Regions from separate parts of the Homo sapiens genome. Here region 2 is linked to region 1. Evidence: chromatin loops called from intact Hi-C (ENCODE). Cell type or tissue: OCI-LY7. All regions are shown on one strand. Each heading gives the region's core, and the rest is flanking DNA. Links, peaks and the distances in the headings are about the cores only.

Region 1 (8,396 bases), core at 265-8,264:
GACAGTCTCAAAGCAGTAGCTTCTCATTAGCATTGAGAAATAACAATCTGAGTGGTAATGTGAATACCTACTGTGGAACTGGTACTGGATGTTGTATAAGCTGGGAACAGATGCCTCTTAAATTCAGTTTGTTGCACTATGACAGGGTTCTACTTCAAGGACTCATCTTTTCCCAGTTTATTCTTTTCCAGGAAAAGCTTTCTATGCACTTTCATAGACAAATGCAACTCTTCTTGTCATTTTCTGGTTCCTTTTTTTGGGAGAAGGGGACACTTAGAGCTTTTTTTTCCCCTTTAAACAGCACCAACCTTCTGACTGATGACGAAATAGAGGGAAATTGAAATGGCAGAGTAAAAAATCAATCAGGCACATAGGCAATCCCTTCCCTGGTAGAGTTACAGAGTATACATTAGTATTCATGATATTTTAGTTAGGAGACAACATCTCCAGCAAAAGAATCACCACACAGCACTGTGTCAGGCCGTCTATCACATCTTTCCTACCACTTCCTTGCACAGAATCTGTAATCCAAACACCTACCATGGTCACCCCTCCAGAATAGCCCCATTGGTCTTGCTCCTTTTCCTGGGACAACAGCCCAAGTCCCCTCTGCATCCTTACTGCTCAGAAGCAAGACATGAACATTTTGTTTGAGGCATTCCTGAAGAAAAATGATAATGATCTTATAATATGAGGTATCTTCAAGTTTGTGTTTTGGGAGGAAGAGTGGTATAAGAAGACACAATTGCTGGATAATTCTCAGAAGCCAAACATAGAATTACCTATGATTCAGCAATTCCACTTCTGGGGACATACCAAAGGAACTGAATCCAGGATCTCAAAGATATGTGCAAACCCACGTTCATAGCAGCATTAGTCACAACAGCGAAAAAGTAGAAGCAGCCCAAATGTCCACTGATGAATGAAGGGATAAAGAAAATGTGATATATACATACAAATATGTTTGGCCTTAAAAAGGAAGGAATGTTTGACACGTGCTAACAACATGGACGGACCTTAAGGACATTACGCTAAGTGAAATAAAGCAGAAACAGAACGACAAATATTATATAATTCTACTTATATGAGGTACCTAGAAAAGTCAAATTCATAAAGACAGAAAGTAGAATGGTGGCTGCCAAGAGCTGGGGGAAAGGGAATGGGGAGTTGTTGTTTAATGGGTTTAAGTTTCAGTTTTGCAAAATAAAGAGTTCTGGAGATTGGTTGCACAATATGAATATACTTAACGCTACTGAACTGTATCTTAATGGTTAAGATGGTAAATTTTGTTATGTGTCCTTTATCACAATTAAAACTCCCCCAAAACCTATAGTTCTTAGTATTTCCCAATATGATGGTGATAACAATAATACCTTACAAATGTCCGGGAACTTCTTTCTGAGAAATCCAGAGACCTGGGCCTCCAGATTTGTTCATGCCAACTCAAAACGATACCAAGGATGAGTTCAGTTGTAAAAGTTGCACTTATCAGAGTTTAACTTTCTTTTCCCCACTAGCATGAATGTTTGGTATATATCACCATTTTATCCCTCTGAAACCAGGGTCACTCAGACATCTGTGGATGTCGACCCGCAGTGCCACTCTGGTATTATCTGGGATTCAGGGAGGAGAGGCCTGCCTATGTTGAGGAAGAAGAGAGATTTGTGAAGTTAGCCTCATTCCTCTTCTATTTAGAGAGTTCAGGAATGTGTCCATACTGTTCCTCCCCACAAAATTTACCATTTTTTCTCCAGATTAAAGGTGACTTCATCTCTTTCCACTTTGACCTTTAAACTTAACTCAGTATTCAACTTGGCAGTCATTCCTATCTAAAAATTACACACAAGATTAATACTCCAGGTGCTCTCTACCACCCAACAGGATCTGTTACCTTCTGCCATTCTGTGTCTCCACTCGTTCTTTCAGAACCTGGGGATCAGAGGTTTTGTATAATGATGACACTTTATAAGCCATTTTTTGCATCTCAAACACAATGGAACACAGCGCAGTGAAAGTGGAAAGATGGGGAAGGGGCTGAGAAATAGGAGAGAATAAGGACCCCCAGAAGAAATACAAACAGCTTTTGGAAGGATGCATTTACAAAAATGACATCAGGCAGCTGGGTGCAGTGGCTCACACCTGTAATCCCAGCACTTTGGGAGGCTGAGGCGGGCGGATCACCTGAGGTCAGGAGTTCAAGACCAGCCTGACCAACACGGTGAAACCCCGTATCTACTAAAAATACAATATTAGCCACGTGTGGTGATGCATGCCTGTAATCCCAGCTGCTTGGGAGGCTGAGGCAGGAGAATTGCTTGAACTCAGAAGGCAGGGGTTGCAGTGAGCCGAGACGGTGCCACTGCACTTCAACCTAGGCGACAAGAGCAAAACTCCATCTCAAAAAAAAAAAAAAAAAAAAAAAAAAAGACATCAGGCCCATCTGGAAAGTATTCTAACAAAATAAAAAGATAAAAAGTCCCTTTCTACTGTGAGCAGCAGATTTGCAGAATATAAAACTTCTGAAACAGCAAGGCTGTATAGCCAACTAACAAAGCAAAACAAAACTGAAAGAAGAGCTCCTTCGAGGGATGTCCAGCCACTGCTAAGTTGTAAGCCTCTTCCTGGGGCTCAAGGGCAGTACCAGGTACAAGAGGCCTTCCTACTGCAGTTCCCAAGTGCGTGTCTCCTACAGGCATTTGTGCAAAGGGCTCCAACCAGTGATAAATCCAATCTTCCCTCCATCCCTCCAAACCTGATAACAATGTGGGCTGGCTCTGTCAGAGCTAGCACGGGGTTTCTGAAACCACTAGGGCTGATATGTCCAGCTTAGAATCTTCTCTTATTCTCTGTCAGCTTTGTCTCCATTTTCTTGTACAACTTGGTGGTAAAATATGAAAAAAATGTGGCAATTGGAGGACAGAATCAACCATGATTTTTCTCTTTCATCACTGTTCTAGTTATTTGGCATTACTAGGATATAAACAAGTTGAGTCCACGAGCCCCTCACCCCTTCGTTGTTTATCATACAGACACATTTTACAACACTTTGGGCTAGAATGAAGACATGAAACAGGAAGTTCCTGATCTTGCTCTCCTCTCCTCCTTATCCTCCCTGTCTCAGTTAACACAATAACACAGTCAAAGATGCCGTCTAGTATGTTTCCCAAAAACACCCAGAAAGAGTTCAGCAGCCTCTCTGGCTAACCTGTCCTAGAGCTGCACAGCAGTCCAATAATGTAGGAACTTCCTTCTCTTAACTTGGATTTGAGACGTTTTCTTTTTCCACATACAGGTCTGAAAGCAGCAGGCCACTGCGTAATTAAACTGTCCCTCATTGGCCTCAGGAAGAATAATCTTGGGCCCTTTCTATGTTTCTGGACGGCTGCTTCCCAACCCTCTAGCCGTCTTTCTGGCTCTTTTGCAGACTCTTCTCTAGGAAGCACAAGGCTGAAGACATAAAGCTCTGGCAACCGTCACACCTCACGGCCTCTTCACGGCCTGCTGGGCTTTGCTCTGGGCTGTGCCTGCTCCTTAAACTCTGGTGCCGGGAAAAGGATTTCCTCGTCTCATATTCAAGCTGTCCCTACTGCTGCTTCTCTACTCCTGTTTTGTGTTAGTAAAAGAAGGAAGGAAAGAAAAGGGGGAAGGAGGACAGTAGAAAAAATAAAAAAAGGAAACTTAAGAATTTATAATGACATACTATTTTAACATGAAATACAAGCCAAAAGATGAGTTTTATGAGATGAAAACCCCACAAAACAACAAACTTTTGCATATAACCTCGCAAGCACGTTTTTATGCACAGTATTTCTGTATTTTCTAACACCCTTTGAATGCCCCACAGATGTCTGCAAACACAGGCTGATCTGTCCCGTTTCACATTTACATTAACAGGTAAAAATGACAAGAGGCCTAGCTGAATTCCACGAAATAAGTTATTTAAAGAACATCCGAAGTTTTGTTCTTTCAGAAGCAGAGAAGTTCTAAACAGGGAAGCAAGAGATTCTGAGAATTTCATTTTCACCATAATGGCTCAGCGTTTGTTCCTCTAACAACGTGCAGTTAACAGCTGTGCGCTGGCTCTTACATTCAAAGCCAAAAAGCAAGTTCTTCACATTAAAGAAATCGTTAAAGACAGTTCAAGGAAAGAGAATTAGGTATTTTAGAGTGGCTACGAAAAGTTTTCCAGGGGGCAAAAAGCACTAACCTGTATTGTTTTAATCTGCTGAAAACAACCAACTTCTCGAGTTCCCCTGCTGTCTTCTAGCCAGTTTCCTGTAAATGTTGCATGTGACATTATACTTCCTCACTGCACCTTCTTTGACTCGCCTCCCTAACCGGTCAGAGGCATGTGATAAGATCAATTTGCTGCTTGCTTCACATGGGGGTAACCCTGTGTCTGCAGAAATGATTGTCTCCCCCAGCTTCTTTCAGGTGTTCCCAGGACACAGGTAAAGAGGAGATAAGCCAGGGGGAAGTCATGCCTGGACTCCAGGCACTCCTGACTCCAAAGGAACCTGAAGGGGGAAGGGAGAGACAGTCTTGAGCCCCAGGGTCACCTATCTTGAGACTGGAGTTCAGCAGCTGAGAAGGGGCAGAGCGCTCACAGAGGAGCCTGGGGCTTGGGTGCTCTGCTGTCATTAGGACAGCCCCTGGGACTGCCACCCTCAGGGCAGCTGAGGAAGGGCCCTCGACAGTGCTGCACCCAGGATGTCCCCACACTCCTCTCTGGAGGGCACCAACATCAAGGGAACACACTCAGGCCTTGGTTCATATTTCTGGATCCTGCAGCAACCATGGCTACACACCCTGAATTTCCTGGGACTCTCTCAAGTTCACATGTGGTCATGCTGTCAGACAGTGTGCCCCAATTGTTGGTTCGGAAAACAAAACCACTGTATTCTCAGCCTTCCAGGGCTAAATAACTGGGAGACATTTCCCTCCTGCTGACCTCCAAAATATGCCAGCATTTTGGTTTCCCTTGAAAGGGCTGGGCATCATCTTCCTCCAGGATGGTGCTGGGTTCCTGGCAGCGTGTGAGTCCTGGCCATGGGGGCTCTGATGGTGGCCTGACAAGAGCACCAGAAGAGTGCCGGCTGTGACCCTCTCTGCCCTGTACAGCTAGAGAGGCTGGAGGAGAGCTGGAGCAGGGACTAAGCAACAAGCCCAAGGGCACCATATCTAGCTTTCTTGTTCTACTCACTGGTGCCTTCTGTTTGTTTTTTTTTTTTTTTTTTTTTTTTTGTGATTCTCTCAGCCATCAGGAGGGTCCAAACATACTGGAATTTGTGGATATAGGAAGTGGTGGTGTGTGGGAGTCAAATGATCTCCTGGACCAAGGGGAATATTCCACAATTTATAAGACTTGACTCTGCAAAAACCCCAAAGTTGCTTCTATTTGGCTACCCTGGCATGATTATTTTTAAAAAAATGCTTTTAAATGGATTTTTTTGTTTGTTTTTTAGAAAGGTAACTGTAGACATATTCCAAGTCTTGAAAATATTACCCTATAATTCCCCGATGAAGTTTTCCATGGGAGAATACCGAGTAAGGAAACCAGTCCTGGGACTCAGAACTGTGGACAACAGTAAAACCCTGAAGTCTCACCACATGATTGCACTTCTGGCTTTGAAAACACACATAACTGTTTTTACCATTTTGACAGTTGATGGCTGGTTTTCTGATTGAAATGACATTTAGATTAGACAGTTGAGTCAAAATGGCTGTCCAAGCTATAGTAGACATGGCATTAACTTTAACATAGGAATAATGGTACAATTTTGCCATCTTGGAGTCAGAAATTGTAAGAACTTTGGAAAAACAAAATACTACATAGATGAAAAATGATGATGACTCAATTTGAATGTATTTAGAAGTCTCACATTCTGGGTTAAGCTGCCAGTTCCATTTTTCAACTAAGCAGCTGCATATGTTCTGCTTAAGCCGTGTTCTGTGTGGAATTTTTAAAGGCCTTAATAAAATGCTTTATAATTTTCCATGAAAATCCCTAACCTGGCTTTCTGTCCATGATTTTTTTTTTCTGGTTAGGCATTTAAAAATTTTAATATACTTTATATTTCAGAACAGTTACAGATTTACAGAAAAACTGAGAAGACAGTACAGAGTTCCCATAAATCCTACGCCCAGTCTCCCCTATTATTAACTTCTTAAATTTAGTATGATACATAAGTACCAATTAATAAACCAATAGTGATACATAATTATTAACTAAAGTCCACAGTTTATTCAGATGTCCTTAGTTCTTACCTGCTGTCCTTTATCTGTTCCAGGAGCCCATCCAGGACTCCACATTACATTTAGTCGTCGTGTTTCTTACGCTCCACTTGGCTGTGATGGTTTCTCAGGCTTTCCTTGTTTTTGACAACCATAACAGTTTTGAGAAATACTGGTCTGGTATTTTGTAGAATGTACCACAATTGGGCACACAAATGGGTGTTTTTCTCTTGGTAAGACTGGGGTTATGGGTTATTTGGAGGAGGATCACACAGATAAAGTGCCATTTTAGTCACATCGTATCAGATATATGTACTATCTACATGATTTAATACTGCTGGTGTTGCCCTTGATCACCTGGCTGAGGCAGTGCATGTCAGTTTTCTCCACTGTAAAGTTGCTCCCTGCTTCTCCCCACCTTTCCATATCATACTCTTTCGAAGAAAGTCCTTCAGGGTAGAGTGTCTATATAAATTATTTGGAATCCTTCTGCATGGAAGATGTCTCTTCTACATATTTATTAATGTATTCAATCATTTATTTATACCAGTATGGCTGAATGGATATTTATTTTATGCCTTGCATTTTAATTCAACAGTACTTTATTCTGTTGCTCAAATTGTTCCAGCTTCGGCCACTGGGAGCTCTTACCATTGGTTTCTGTGCTCCTTTGACATACTCCTATCAATTTTTTTTTTCTTTTTTGTTTTTAAGTACTTCCTCACTTTCCAGCACTACAAGATGCTCCAGGCTCACCATGTATAGTACCTCCCCAACTGTTTATGATTTTGGTTTCTTTTTTTGTTTTGTTTTGACAAAAGAATACAAAAATAAACTGATGGGCCTAAGAAATGTGTCTTCAATTTTAATTAGTTCTGCTCATATGTATTAATAAAAAATTTTGTTTAATTACATTCATAAAATTAGTCCTACCTACCTGGCCTCTACCAGCTGCAAAACACCATAATTCCAGTGGCTCACGCCTGTAATCCCAGCACTTTGGGAGGCCTAGGCGGGTGGATTACGAGGTCAGGAGATCGAGACCATGCTGGCTAACACGGTGAAACCCCGTCTCTACTAAAAATACAAAAAATGAGCCGGGCATGGTGGCGGGTGCCTGTAGTCCCAGCTACTTGGGAGGCTGAGGCAGGAGAACGGTGTGAACCCGGGAGGCGGAGCTTGCAGTGAGTCGAGATTGCGCCACTGCACTCCAGCCTGGGCGATGGAGCGAGACTCCGTCTCAAAAAAACAAAAAACAAAAAAAACCCACCATAATACCAAGTGAGTGAAATTCTGCACTGGCTTAATCCCAAGATGCATGGTTGTGCTGGTACTGTTTTTTCCCCTACATATTTTTAACATTCCTGGAATCGAAGTGCACACTTAATGTCATGTCTTTTTTTCCTCCTTACCTGTTATTAATTTGATGTTATACCTTATAGTTGATAGTTTTCTGAGAATGGAGGAAATAGATCAGTCAATTACTTTTTGTTTGGACTAAGAGATGTAATTTATTTTCACTGATTTTTTTTCCCACTGAACAAATATTTTGACTAAAGTGGTTTGATGTGTAGCATGTGCGGACATTAAAAAAATCCCAAGATACATTGTACTCCAAACATATTCTAACTTTAACTCAAGCTACAAATTCTCATCAAGTCCTAAATATAGATAAATACAGATATTGATATAAAGTAAAAAGGGGAGTCTATTTAATTTTATTTTTTAAATTGACATTGTAACTGTACACATTTATGGGGTACAATGTGATATTTTGATACATATCTATATTGTATAATGATCCAATCAGGGTAGTTAGCATATCCATTAACTCATGCATTTATTATTTATTTATGATGAGAACATTCAAACACCTCTCTCCTGGCTATTTTATAAAATACAATATTTTACCATTAACCATAGCCTCCCTACTGTGCAAGAGTGCACCAGAATTCACTCCTCCTGTCTAATTGTAACTTTGTACCTGTTGACCCCATCTTCCCCTCCCTCCCCAATCTCTAGTAACCATCTGTTCTATTCTCTGCTTCTATGATATCAACCTTTTTTTTTTTAAGATTCCGCATATGGGTGAGAGCATGTGGTTATCTGTCTTTCTGTGTCTGCCTTATTTCACTTAATACGATGTCCTCCAGGTTCATCCA
Region 2 (8,284 bases), core at 14-8,013, 53 kb after region 1:
CACTATGTGGGGACAACGTGCTGCTCTTCCCTCGGAAAGATGCTGCCTCTCCTCACAAGTCGGTTGGAATTGAGTCGTTTTGCTGCCAGTGGGGATGGATTTATCATCAGCCACCCACTTCCTTAAATACGGTAGGATCCACAGCAAACATGTGGAGAAAACCGAAGCTCTACTCCATTGCCCTAGCTAACTCCTGCTCATCAGGGGGTTCTGACCAGCTCTGAGAGCTGCCACCTCCAGGCCCCAAAGAAAAGTTAACATTCACTCGCTAAGACGCTATAGCTACTGAGTGTGCATTTGAAAGGAATAACAACAAAAAGTTCTTGCTCAGTGTAATAACCATCGGATCATATTGTTAAAATATCAAGGCTGTGTATCCCTTTGAATTAAAGCAGAAAGGTGAGAATATAAAACCACCTTTGCAGAATTATAACTGAGGAAATTGTGACAGTGAAAGAAATCAGACCTACTCTGAAACAAAATTGATAATAGCACTTTCCTGAAAAGATCCCCTTCTTTCCTGGGGACCAGTCTGCCTTTGCAGGACTAACAAATTAGCTGTAAGACTAGAAATTACAGTTTAGGGGTCATGCAGCCTCTGTCTCCAAGAGTCCGAACCTCCCCAAATTGCTCCCGGGGATAACATCACTATTGTAAAACCTAAGATCTGTGCTTGAGATACTTTGCAGACCCTGAACTCAGTGGATCAGCTGACACCACCCAGAATGATAATCTGGCTTAACCAGTTCTCCCATCCCACCCAGGAACAGAAAAGAGCAAGAAAAACTCACTTCGACCCCCTGTGATTCCATCTCCAACCTGGTCAATCAGCACTCCCCACTTCTCAAGCCCCTGCCTGCCAAATTATCTTTAAAAAGTCATCCCTGAATGCTCAGGGAGACTGATTTTAGTAATAATAAAACTCTGGTCTCCCGCACAGCTGGCTCTGCGTGAATCCGTCTTTCTCCATTGCAATTCCCCAGTCTTGGTAAATCGGCTCTGTCTAGGCAGCGGGCAAGGTGAACCCATTGGGCGGTTACAAATAGATGCACTTCGGAATTGTTACACCATGCTGAGGGACCTTAACTCCCGGCTTTCTCTGCTTCTGTACCACTCCAGTGTGCACACGTGTATCTTGATATGCTTTTAACAGATACAATGACCTCTCTGGGAAAGACATTTAGTAACATGGGAAACTCTTCCCATTGGCAAATTTTTGTCTAAATGTACCCATCTTTTTAAGGTCCATTAACTATTTGCCTTTCTTTTAAAACCATTTCTATGGTAATACACATATATTATGTTTTATATAAAATGAAGACAAGCAGTTTAATATATAAATATATTACTCCAGACTTGAAAACATATCAGTAGCACTAACTGTGGTTAGCAAGGAAATTAAACCCAGGAGCTGCCTGGTCCCCTTACTAGTTCTCCAAGCCTCAATTTTTTGCTCCAGTAAAATAGGGATAACAATATTTCCTATCTCCTGGGGTTGTTGTAAGGATTAAATGGGATAATCTCCCTAAAGATGAGCAGAGTAGTGGCACACAAGTGAACAGGAAATCTTATCTTTGGTTCCCTAGTGTTCAGCAGAGCTCCTAGTACCTTGTACGGAATTGATTAAATGTTTGTTGAGATAAGGACTCTCTTGAGTTTGTGTCTCTCAGGAATCTGTGAGAATTTCAATGTTGATATACACAAAAGAAAATTGGGAAGGTAAAATACTCCCCCTTCATTTCATCATTGAAAGCCAAAAATAAATTGTGTTCTGAATTGTCTACTGTTTTAAATCACTCATAAGGCCAGTAATCAGTTGTCAAAAATGGCCCTGCTTCTCTCCCTTCCAATTTTTAACAGTTCTCTCAATTAGGTCAAAACCTAAATAGTATTTTATCAGTGATAGTTTTCTGGTTTTGTTACGGGAAAGGAGATCCAATCCAGACCCCAAGAGAGGGCTCTTGGATCTCTCTCAAGAAAGAATTCAGGGTGAGTTCATAGGGTAAAGTGAAAGCAAGTTTATTAAGAGGGTAAAGAAATAAAAGAATGGCTACTTCATAGACAGAGCAGCCCTGAGGGCTGCTGGTTGTCCATTTTTATGGTTATTTCTTGATGCTATGCTAAACAAGGGGTGGATTATTCACGCCTCCCCTTTTTAGGCCATATAGGGTAACCTCTTGATGTTGCCATGGCATTTGTAAACTGTCATGGTGATGGTGGGAGTGTAGCAGTGAGGACCACCAGAAGTCACTCTTGTGGCCATCTTGGTTTTGGTGGGTTTTAGCTGGCTTCTTTACTGCAACCTGTTTTATCAACAAGGTCTTTATGACCTGTATCTTGTGCTGACCTCCTATCTCATTGTGTGAGTTAGAATGCCTTAACTGTCTGGGAATACAGCCCAGTAGGTCTCAGCCTCATTTTACCCAGCTCCTATTTAAGGTGGAGTTGCTCTGGTTCACATGCCTCTGATGGTTTCAATAAGTTGCCTATGGTTATGAAAGATGTGAACATTTGAGGAAGCTAGGTGAAGTGCATATGGCAACATTTTTACTGTTTTTGCAACTTACTTATAAGTCTGAAATTATTTTAAAAAGTTAAAAAATTAAAGGTAAAAAATATCAAACCCTGAAATTCTTCAACAGATACCTTGTTCCCTTAGGTGATGTCAAATTTCAGCTTAAAATGAAGACATTGAAGTTAGTAGCATGCAAAAGTATTATGCTAAACCTTTGTAGTCATGTATACTTTGATATGAATGAGTTAATAAGAAAAAATGACTTAATGAATGCTGCTTGAAGACTAAGCTAGGCTAGAAATGTTACAGTGATCTTGGGGAAAAGGGAGAAGCGAGGTAGATAGAAGGATGTTGAGATGCCAAACTAGGACAAACTAAGCAGGGCACAATATCATTAAATACATATATTTGCTTACCATTTCATAACTACCATTTTGGGACTTACTTTGACCTCTAAATTAGCTTAGTGGTGCCTTAGAACTTCCCCTCTTATAACAAGCTTTTTTTTATTGTAATTACTTGTTCCCCAGTAGATAGTAGCCCCAGTCTAGAGGGAGAGAGTAGGCAAAGGGACCTGCCTGCCTGGCTCACCGCAGTCTTCTCAGCTCCAGCACATTCTCACTATTCATTACCACTTGATGAATAAGTGAGATGCTTTTACAGAGTACCTCATTGAATTCTTACAGTAACTTTGTGATTTAGATATTTGTCTTCATTTTACAAATGAGAAAACTGTGACTCAGAGAGCTTAGGTAACCTGCCCAAGACCACTCAGCTTGTGACCTTCTAAATCCAGATTATTTTGATGCTAACACCCTTGTTTTAACCACTATTTAATACTGTCTCTTGGCTTTACTTCCTATTATTGTTCCCTCTTTTGAGCTTCTGCTGGTGTGAATGACCTGAATTGACTGGCATCCAGATTCCTTGGTGCCAAATAGCAAAATAAAAAAATATTGTTTCTATTGTTGGAAGGAATTGTTGAGGTTCAGGTAGATCTGGCTAAAGGCTGTTTAACAGCCTGGGTTTTCTCTTCTGCATCAATGCAGGGAGGAAATGGAATGCTATGTGGGACGACAGCACCATGCTAGGCCAGGGATACTGTGAAGAATCAGGATGTGTTGGGAAGGAAGGAAGGAAGGAAGCTGCTTTGCACCTAAAAAATGCTCAGCATATATTTAATAGATATATCCAAAACTGAAAGGACTGAGCTCTTGAGAGCTAGATATTTTACTTATTTACACTACACCGTATTCCAAAAAAAGACTTAAGACAGTAAGAGTTGAACAAGATAAAATTTAAACTTTAGTCTGAGATAGCAAATTTAGTAAATATTTTCACTTTATCATTTTCTTCCCTTACTAAAAATAGTTCTCATTCTAAACAATTCAAATATTCCATAAGCATAAAATATAGAAAGTGAGTCTCCTGCAATCCCATTCACCAGAGATAACCACTAATGGTAGGGTATATATTCTTCCCTGTGTCTTTTTTTCTATGTATTTTTATTTTTCTTCATCAACAAATATTTAATGAAAGCCAGGTGAATGTGATTATATTGTACATCATCTTCTTCTAATTTATTTTTCTTTTTCCGCTAAATAATCTATTGCATTCATTTCCTGTTGCTGTGTAACAAATTACCATAAATTTAGCAGCTCAAGACAACATCCATTTATTATTTCATGGCTCTGTAGAAGTCAGGACATGGTGTGATTCAGTTCACAGGTATCACAGGTGGGCTGAGTTCTTATGTGGAGGTGCTGGAGAAAATAATCCACTTCCAAGCTCATTCAGGTCACTGGCCCCTGTGAATTCAATTCCTTATGGTAGTGGGACTGAGGACCCTGTTACCTTGTTGGCTGTCACCTGTGGGACTGCTCTCAGCTCCTAGAAGCCACCTGCATTCCTTGCAACATGGCTTTCGTCTTCATAGCCAGCAACAGAGAATCTCCCTCATGTGGAATCCCTCTCATACTTCTAGTCTCTTTTGCCTGGAAGAGCCTAGTTCCTTTTAAGGTCTCAGCTGATTATGCTAGGCCCATTGAAGATAATCTCCCTATCTTAAATGCAGCTCCAATCACATCTACAAAATCCCTTCACGGCAGCATCTAGATCAGTGTTTGACTGAACAAGTGAGAGAAAGTGTGCATACACCAGGGGATGAAAATCTTAGAATTCTGCCTACCACAGGTAACAAGGGTTGTCTTTCCATTTCTCTAAATATAAATCAACCTCATTCTTTTTTAAGAACTGCATAGTCTTTTACTGTATAATGTGTCATAATTCAACCAAAGCGCCTCTTAGTGGACATTTATGTTACTTCCAGTTATATGTCTTTTAAAAATTCATAATAAACACTCGTGCTCTTAAATGCTCATGCATCTACATTCTTCTTAGTATCCTGACTCACAGAAGTAACTTCCATTAGGTAGTCAGAATTGCAAGATGGAAGTGTTTGCACTTTTTGATAGATACTACTAAATTGCTCTCCAAAATGTTGGTAGCAGCCTGTACTTCCAATGACAATATACAAAAACGGAAGTAGCTAATTCTTATAAAGAAATTCCCTCATAGACTGTTTCATGCGCAATGGTTAAGAGCATCAGTGCTCAGTGAGGTTGTCTGGCTACCAATCTTGCCTTTTTGATTTCCAGTGTGACCTAGGGCAGGTATCTAAGCCTTAGTTTCTGTATCTGTAATGAGGACAATAATAATGGCACCCCCCTTTGTATTCATTTTGTGTTGCTGTGTAACAAACTACTCTAAAACTTGTGACTTACACACTTATTGTCTCCTAGTGTCTGTGGGTTAGGAATCTGGTAACTAAGCTGGGTGTTTTTGGTTCAGGATCTCTCACAAGGCTGCAGTCAAGGTGCCAGCCAAGTCTCAAGGCTTGACTGGAGGATGAGCTACTTTCCAGTTCACTTGCATGGCTGTTTCAACATTCAGGTCTTCACTGGCTGTTGGCTGGAGAGAGCAGTTCCTTGCCATGTGGATGTCTCCCTGGGGCAGCTCACAACATGGCAACTGTTTTCCCTCAGAGTGACTGAGCAAGAGGGGACACGTGAGATGGAAGCCACAGTCTTTTTGTAACCTAACTTGAAAGTGACATCACATCACTGTGCTGTATTCTACTCATTAGAAGCAAGTCTCTAAATACAACCCACACTTAAGGTAAGAGTGTGGCACATAAATATGAATATCAGCTCGCCCTGGTGATTGAGGTCATCTTAGAGGCTTCCTTCCTTGCTCTTCACTAAGGGGTCGTGGGCCGAAAGTAAGTTAATGCATGTCAACTAATACAAATAGTGTCTGACTTTAATAAACACTCAAGAAAAGTTCATTGTTTTTGTTGCTACCATGACTATCATCATCATTGTCCAGTACTCTCACCCATGTTCCTGTTAGCATCACATTAGGAACCAAAAAGTGGCTAACTAAAGCTACTGTTTGGATTGTTTGGCAGGCAGTCTCCATCAGGAAACAGAAAGCTTCTCAAATGAGGTGCTATAGGAAGGCTTAGTAAAGAAATTGTTTACAAAGGAGTGTAGGGAAAGGAACAAGGGATGGTGCCACGCTGCAGAGCTAGAACGGCAGGGGGCCATTACCACCCTGGGCCTGAAGAGGAGGGGATGTGAACCAGAACTTGGGGAGGGTGGCTTCAGCTCTAGGAATTGCAGCCCTAGATAAGGCAAGAATGATGACAAGCCATGGTGACCCAGTGGAATGAGGGAAAAAGGGGTAAATACCCTGACTTTATTCCTCTCCTGCCAGCTCGCCCATCATGTGAGCTCACTCAGGAGCCAGAGGACAGGAAACCCACAACGCTGTCCATGCAGATCAGCCTCCCTGGCCTGGAACAGGTGGAGAATGGTGACAGTGGCCTGGAGGGGTGAATGGAAAACATCTGGCTTGGGCAGGCACAGCTCCTCCCTAATGGGACTTTCCTGGGAACAGGATACCATGGTTCCTTCATATAAAAGAGGGACTGAAAGGCAGTTAATCCTGAGTTTCCAGGATTGTGGGCAGGGAGGGGTGGTGACAGGAAGCATACCTCCAGAGCTGTTTGATCCAATCATTGATTCTGGGTCCTCCTTACCTTTGGACCAGTGAGAAAGGTACAGGGGTTTAAACTCATAACTGGCAGATCCAGGGTAGATGTGTCAGGAAGCCCATGTGGGCTGCAGGTTTTATTTTATCTGGAGAATGGACTTAATGACATGAAAGGTGTCTGCTTTGCTCCTGTCTTCTGATGCCTGTCATTGCTCACTGGTCAGGTATGAATGAAGGTGTCCGCTGAAGACCTGAGGGGCTGCCAAAGGCACAAGGTTTTCCAGAGGTTGTTCTCCACCCATAACAAGGATCCAGGAGCCTTACTTCAGGAGAGAACGCAGTGCAGCTGGAGGGCCCGAGGAGAAGTGGAGACAATACAATAGCCAAGAAATGGGTGAACCCAGTTGGCTCAAGGCGGGCCTTTCCCTCCTGATGGCTACATTCACAGGGACTCCCTGTGCAAATTGGAGTGTTTTTGAACAGTTGCTTTCATGCTTTAACCCTGCTGGAGGGGAAGACATGGGAGAGGTCAGGAAAGGTTGCATTTACTTTACTGTGCTAATTGATATTTATCAATTAGCTTTTTTATGCTGTGTGAAGATGCAGTTAAAATATGAGTGATCTGGGGACAACTCTTTTTTTTTTTTTTGAAATGGAATCTCTCTCTGTCACCCAGGCTGGAGTGCAGTGGCATGATCTCGGCTCACTGCAACCTCTACCTCCCAGATTCAAGAGATTCTCTAGCCTCAGCCTCCTGAGTATCTGGGACTACTGGCACGTGCTACTGCCTCCAGCTAATTTTTGTATTTTTAGTAGAGATGGGGTTTCACCATGTTGGCCAGGCTGGTCTTGAACTGCTGACCTCAGGTGATCCGCCCACCTCGGCCTCCCAAAGTTTTGGGATTACAGGCATGAGCCACCATGCCCAGCTGGTGAGACAACTCGTTAAAAGGTAATGGGGGCACTAATTAAAACATTCCAAGAGTATTTTGAAGAGCCAAAGATAATAGGAAATTGAGGGATGGGGAATGGAATAGGATAAAAGATATACACACACACAAAGAATACTATCAATTAACATTGACTTAGATGAACTCATCCTCAGGAAGGTTCTCAACATAAATATTAATAGATCCCTTATGGTGGACATTTAGAAGATAAAAAATTAAAATCCATCAGTAAAGAAACGTGGGACAAATCCTCTTTAAAAAATTACTTGTTGCAATGCAAATGCACACACAGGACTAGCACCTCTTAAGAAGCGAACAGCATTGGTTTATTTTTGTTGTGGTTAACACTCAATAGTCCAAGGACAGAAAGCCCCTTGTCCTGCTTCTTCCTTCTGGTAACTTCCTTTTCTCATTTTTAGGGCAAATTGCCAACTGCACCAGCCCAGGGAAAGGCCAAGAAGGAGATTGTTTTGTATTCTTTTAGGTAATGGTCAGTCAGGTGTGGCCACAAGAGGCGATCAGGAGAGGTTCAGGAGAAAAGTTTACCATGATCTCACATCCTAGAAACAGGAGGCACAGCAGGGCCACATGGGAAAGCACCAGCATGGGTCAGGGGCAGAAGGGACAGGATGGGTGGGAGAGCCTAGGCCATGACCTTTTTTGGAGTTTCAGTGGGAAAGGCAGGGCAGTGCAGGGGAAGCAGTTTAAGCCTGGCTAGTTTGAATAATTTTCAAGGGCTCCGAGCTATAGGGATGGTTCCTTA

What was found. Hi-C counts contacts between places; a loop is a spot of excess contacts. Peaks named below come from ENCODE experiments on the same cell type or tissue, not always from the same donor. Only the 100,000 strongest peaks of a DNase experiment are listed, where the experiment ranks them.
Region 2: a loop joins it to region 1, with 2.7 times the contacts of the local background. A loop is called at or near these places in 20 of 110 quality-filtered maps.

What each region holds. Positions count from the first base shown.
Region 1 is chr2:174,630,311-174,638,706 of GRCh38, forward strand. It overlaps a transcript of WIPF1 not described here. Among named protein-coding and RNA genes, the nearest start is that of WIPF1, 37 kb to the left of the region's middle. RefSeq lists enhancers at 2,596-2,735, 4,429-4,478, 4,489-4,578. In OCI-LY7, for the core only: CTCF peaks have their summits at 4,693 and 6,873; DNase peaks (open chromatin) are centred at 3,061, 3,481, 4,321, 4,651 and 1 weaker place; H3K4me3 peaks cover 3,442 bases; H3K27ac peaks cover 2,637 bases.
Region 2 is chr2:174,683,453-174,691,736 of GRCh38, forward strand. No RefSeq gene overlaps it. Among named protein-coding and RNA genes, the nearest start is that of CHRNA1, 77 kb to the right of the region's middle. In OCI-LY7, for the core only: CTCF peaks have their summits at 4,826 and 5,029; a DNase peak (open chromatin) is centred at 4,819.